2 separate regions of the Homo sapiens genome follow, and region 1 is linked to region 2. Evidence: read pairs that join two places in POLR2A ChIA-PET (ENCODE). Cell type or tissue: A673. All regions are shown on one strand. Links, peaks and the distances in the headings refer to the core of each region. The heading gives the core; the rest is flanking DNA. Region 1 overlaps LOC105375199 (a long non-coding RNA gene). Region 2 overlaps CBX3 (chromobox 3).

Region 1 (2,922 bases), core at 152-2,651, 100 kb after region 2:
CCAGTAACCAAAAGGGGAAAAACAAGCAATATTCAACACAACTAATTATGGGTAAAATTTTCGTTCTTTGATGTGGCTTTCTTGTTTTGTTTTTCATTTTGTCCCTGAGGTGGCAGCCTCATCCTTTCATGCTAGTGCTGGCTCTATGATGAACCACCAGATTCTGAAATTTTCCCCCTACTTTTCTGTAGTAGGAGCTTATCCCAGCTGAGCTGGCCTCACTCTTGCATCCGAAGGAGTCACGTAGAGCTTTCAGAGCAATTGTTCTCCGAATAGAGTTCCCAACTCAAAACTTAATAGCAAATGGAAGCTTCTTTGGTCTTGTGCTGATAAAGACTCTTTCAGCCTGGATGAACAATAGGGAAATGATTTACTAAATTAGGGCCAACAATACGCTGATATACCCTTTGTAAAAAATTGTGATTATGAAACTTATAGGAGAAAATACCTGCCATAATCATAAATGAAAGCAGCAGATGAACAGATCACATATACATCATGAATCTAATTTTGCAGAAACAAAAGGGGGACATATTGATCAGCCAGCTTTTAGAGTGATTTGGTAAATTGGGTATTTGGGTTTTTCCCAAACATTATCTTAATTTTGGCATTACATGAATGTATTGTATTAAAAAGTTAAAAAGGAAGCAGTAAAAATTGTGAGATCCTAATATGAAAAAAGAAAATATGTTTTCTTGTTTCCCTTTAATGTCCTGATATGAAGAAGGGAAGTGCCCAGGCTCAAGGTCACGCATAGCTAAGAAAATCAAGACAGAATCATAGTGCAGAAATGACTCTTTGATTGCACTTCTGGGCACACAAATGGGGATTCTGCCGTGGCAAGGTTGGGCACAACTATGAGTATAAAATCCCATTATGGATGGATTCCACTTGGAACTTCCTAATGGACGGTGGCCACCATGGTTTGAGTTTATATCAGCGTGACTGGCCCTGCTGCTCATTCATCATTTACAAGTGCTCTGCCTCACCGTGTCTTGATACAAGGCCCAATTATTCTCTAGGTTGATATAAATTATTTGTTATTGGGGGACAATGGTTTAGCAACTTAGGGAAAGCTTTAGAAAATTCTCCTTGAATGTCCAGAGAGCTTGGACTCTGGGAAATCTGATTGGTGACCATTGTTGGGAGTAGATTTGCCTCCTTTCATTCCCTTACACATTTTATCTCTCAGCTAATATGGTAACCAGCACTGCTCTCTGCTCATTAATTGCCAGGCATATCAGGTAAGGCCCAGTCTTCCTCAATTTCTTTCTTCCTATTCTAAAATAAATAATGCCCAGGGGTTATTCTATTTCTGCCTCTTTCCAGGTGTGACTTTGTCTACGTAGGTAGATATAGCACTATCATCCGTTTGGCTAGTGCTAAACCACTCTGCTGCTTTGCTGACTGCTGCAGAAGCCTTGCCTCGACTAGAATACATCCTCTTGTCTCACCTGTACAGTGTCCTTTGGGAAAAGTGGGTCTTCATAAGATGACACTTGAAACCTTCCTACTTTGGTCAGTTCAGAGAATGACTAGATGGGGAGAGAAGTCACCAACTCTGAGGTTTTGTGAATTAGCAGCTGAGAGATTACTTATATTGCAGGGAAAAGTAAAACCATGAAGGTTGAATTGGAAAAAGAGCAGAACTTTGGGAAAATGTGATATGTAGGGACATTTTTTGCAACCAACTTTTAGTCACATAATCAACCTTCAGCAAAAAGCTGAGACTAGCAATGAAAGGCATCAATGGAGAAATTCCAGGAAATGATTGGCAAGGAAAAATCTCAGTAAAAGCAGTAAAGAGCACTTGTCTGAAATTTGAAAAATCTGAATTTTCTTTTTTTTTTTCCCTCGGGAGAAAGGGATTATAAAATTAAACCAGTTAGGCAGGGGCTCGGTGGCTCATGCCTGTAATCCCAGCACTTTGGGAGGCCGAGGTGGGCAGATCACATGAGGTCAGGAGTTCGAGACCAGCCTGACCAACATAGAGAAACCCTGTCTACACTAAAAATACAAAAATTAGCCAGGCATGGTGGTATGTGCCTGTATAGTCCCAGCTATTTGGGAGGCTGAGGCACGAGAATGGCTTGAACCCAGGAGATGGAGGTTGCAGTGACCCAAGATTGTACCACTGCACTCCAGCCTGGGAGACAGAGCTGACTCTGTCTCCAAAAAAAAAAAAAAAAAGTTCGTAGAAAAGTGGTATTAAAAGATGAAAAATATAAACTTTATAAACTTTATTTCTCAACGTAAACTCCATCAAATTCAAGACATCTTTGTAAGTGATGACACCAGCCATTTAGTCCATTTCTAAAGAACTGAGGGTCCTGGGAATTTAACCATTTCAATGCTGTTTTTTTTGTTTGTTTTTTTTTTTTACATTATCAACTGAAGAAAAATGGATGCCCTTTAAATTTTTATTTATTTATTATTTTTTGAGACAGGGTCTCACTCTGTCACCCAGGCTGGAGTGCTGTGGCATGATCTCTGCTCACTGCAACCTCTGCCCCCCGGGCTCAGGTGATCCTCCCACTTCAGTCTCCTGAATAGCTGGGACTATAGGCTCCCAACACCACACCCAGCTAATGTTTTTGGTATTTTTTGTAGAGTTGGGGTTTCACCACATTGCCCAAGCTAGTCTCGAACTCCTGGACTCAAGCAATCCACCTGCCTTGGTCTCCCAAAGTGCTGGGATTACAGCATGAGCCACCACACCTGGCCTAAATTTTTTCTTAAGATTAGAAAATTAAGAAGGTCAGAAGGAGCCAAATCAGGACTGTAAGATGGATGCCTAATGATTTCCCATTGAAACTCTAGAAAAATTGCCCTTGTTTGATGGGAGGAATAAGCAGGAGCACTGTTTTGGTGGAGAAGGACTCTCTGATGACACTTTTCTGGGTGTTTTTCTGTGGAAGCTTT
Region 2 (2,913 bases), core at 414-2,913:
ATGCAAAAAACCCCCAACAACTCTTCCAACGCTACTTTCAAAACAAACATATCAAACTTGATTTTCATTAGGATGTAGTTATTTTGTCACACTAGTAAATCAAAATCTAAGACCCAATTTTTATATATATATATAAATATATATAAAAGAACAATGTGAACAATTATTGAGCTTCATCTTCTGGACAAGAATGCCAAGTTAGTCTCTCTTCATAAAAAGCAATTACAATTTGAGGACACTTCATATTTGCCTCTTTCGCCAGCACCAAGTCTGCCTCATCTGAATCTTTCCTGTTTTAAGAAAAAGAAAAATTCAGTTACAAGTCGAAGTTGTTCATGTCAACCGACAGCCATTCATTTAAGAAATAATAGTCCAAACAAAAGGTATTGAAGTGCTCCAGGAGAGTTATGTTACTTGTTGCTATGTTCTAATAAACTTCATTTTCAAAACAGGCCACAGTTTGCTGACCCTTGCTTTAAAACACTACTAGTAAAAGTAACCAGAATCATCCTCTCAGCAGATAGTTTTTCCCTACCTAATGATGAAAAACCATTTCACAAATTAAAAAAAAAAAGCTACTCTTACTTTCAAATGTAACAATCTCTGCATACTCACCATTTCATGAGAAACATCAATTCTCCACTGCTGTCTGTGGCACCAATTATTCTTTCAGGATCAAGACCTCTGGCAAATCCTCTTGGTTTGTCAGCCTGTTTAGAAGACATTTTTTCATACAGCAAACTCAGAGTATTAAATTGTTTTCATGGCGTATTTTAAATAAAAACATTCCAATAGTGAGATGGAAATGACTAGAGCAAGAACCCATATTTGGTAATTAAAAACATCTGATTTCCATTAACTTTACAAGCAGAAAAACCTGAGTTTGATACTCAACGTAGAATACTTAAAATTTCTGAAAACATTCAGAATAAAAAGTCAAGAAAATTACTGCGTTCAATGACACCAAAGTCAGAGTTGTGTGGGCATACAGAAAAACTAACCTCTTTATTTCTGGTAATAATAAAGTCTTGAAAGTTAATATATTTCAAATGACTTCCAGGAATTAGTCTGAATTACTGACACATTTTAAAAGCATAAACAAAACACAAACGGTAAGAAATATTAAAAATGTTAAAACTCATACCAACTATCTGTAATCATTCTAAATGATAGTAAATGTTAGAACAAACTTGTGTAACCTGTGGCCCAGGATGGCTTTGGAGGCCCAACACAAATTTGTAAACTTTCTTAAAACATTGAAACTTTCTTGCGATTTTTTTTTTTTTTTTTTTTAGCTCATCAGCTATGGTTGGTATTAAGTCTATTTTATGTGTAGCCCTCGACAATTCTCCTAATGTGGCCCAGGGCTGCCAAAAGATTGGACCCCCTGCGCTAGAAAGTACTTAATATAAACCAGTGGCTCTCAAAATGTGGTCTACGGATTCACTGGGGATTCCAGAGTCCTTTTTGGGAGGGGGTTGTGTAAGGCCCCCTTTTTTCATCTATTTGTGACTTTGGATTGTCTTCATATACCTCCACCAAAATGATCCGCCACAGCAATCAAATGTGTTTAAGTAAAATTGCCTTAAGACACATGTTGAATATCTGTAAAAATGTAAAATGCTACTCTTCTCAGCTTTTTTAGAAAAGTCATTTTAGAAATTTGTTTTAATTTCTACTGTTAGTATTGATAATTATAACCCATATAAACAAAAGCTCTCTGGGGATCCTCAATAATTTTTTTAGAGTATAAAGAGGCCCTGAGACCAAAAAAAGTTTGAGAACCAATGATATCAATAAATCCTTTATTCCTGTCAGAGTTTTACATCAATGTCACAAGCTCTGGAGTCACACTGCCTGGGTGAGAATGATGGACCTACCCCACTTACGAGCTGTGTGGCTTTGGGCAAGTTAATTAACCTCTTTGTGGTTTAGGTTAATAAAACAGAATTTTAGTATCTACTGCACAGATATTTCACAGCACATTAAAAGCAAATAATTTGGCACACAGTATAGCACATGCTAAGGACTCAATAAGTGTTGTTAAAGTTGTGCCTGATTTATTATTTAATAATTTTTTGAGACAAGGTCTTGCTCCGTTGCCTAGGCCAAAGTGCACTGGCATGATCACAGCTCACTGCACCTTGAACTCCCAGGCTCAAGCAATCCTTCTGCCTCAGCCTCCCAAGTAGCTGAGACTACAGGAGGTGTCCACCACGTCTTGCTGATTCTTTTTTTTTTCTTTGTAGAGATGGGGTCTCACTATGTTGCCCAAACTGGCCTCCAACTCCTGGGCTCAAGCGATGTTCCTGCTTTGGTTTCCCAAGGTGCTGGGATTATAGGTGCGAGCCACCGTGCCTGGCCAAAACTGCTTCTGTTGAGCATGTGATTTATTTTCAAAACCAAATTTGTAGTCAATCTCGTTTCCTCATCTGTAAAATAGTGATTATACCTATGACCTTATACAGAGTTGTCTTGAAGGTTGTACTTGGCTTCTAGTTCAAATGATCAAGTTTTAAATCATGTTTAGTGCCTGAGCCTAGAACCTAATTCAGCACCAAGATGTTTCCCCAAATTGCCACACTAGGTCAGTAGGCAAGACAAGTATAATCTGTTTTACAATCAAGGGTGTAAGTAAGAAGTTACCTGATTTGCCTGACGCCACAGAGACATAAGTAAAGCAAAGACTGGACCAAAACACATGTATAGTGAATGAACTGAATGTCTCAATTCATGCCAAGAAAAGTGTTTAACTATTATCAAAGATTACAGACTTCAAAATCAAGGTATTGTTTGGCAATACAAAGATGACATGCAAGTACTTTTCGGTGGTCAATGCCATTGATGGACTATAATCAGAAAGTTCTATTTGCGTTGTTCTTACTGTAGTGCAAAGGCTTTCGATAATCCAAT

What was found. ChIA-PET counts read pairs that join two places held together with the same protein. Peaks named below come from ENCODE experiments on the same cell type or tissue, not always from the same donor. Only the 100,000 strongest peaks of a DNase experiment are listed, where the experiment ranks them.
Region 1: POLR2A ChIA-PET joins it to region 2 with 7 read pairs; 6 of 35 experiments call an interaction of 5 or more read pairs at or near these places.

What each region holds. Positions count from the first base shown.
Region 1 is chr7:26,109,589-26,112,510 of GRCh38, reverse strand. The region is part of intron 1 of LOC105375199 (a long non-coding RNA gene); the gene reads left to right. All of the region lies in intron 1 of LOC105375198 (a long non-coding RNA gene), which reads right to left. Among named protein-coding and RNA genes, the nearest start is that of NFE2L3, 41 kb to the left of the region's middle. In A673, for the core only: no CTCF peak of the experiment used is centred there; no DNase peak of the experiment used is centred there.
Region 2 is chr7:26,209,459-26,212,371 of GRCh38, reverse strand. It overlaps CBX3 (chromobox 3), which reads right to left. Exons shown (of 6, transcript NM_016587.4): 5 at 616-710; 6 at 1-290. The coding sequence ends at 164. Among named protein-coding and RNA genes, the nearest start is that of CBX3, 9.2 kb to the right of the region's middle. In A673, for the core only: no CTCF peak of the experiment used is centred there; no DNase peak of the experiment used is centred there; H3K27ac peaks cover 939 bases.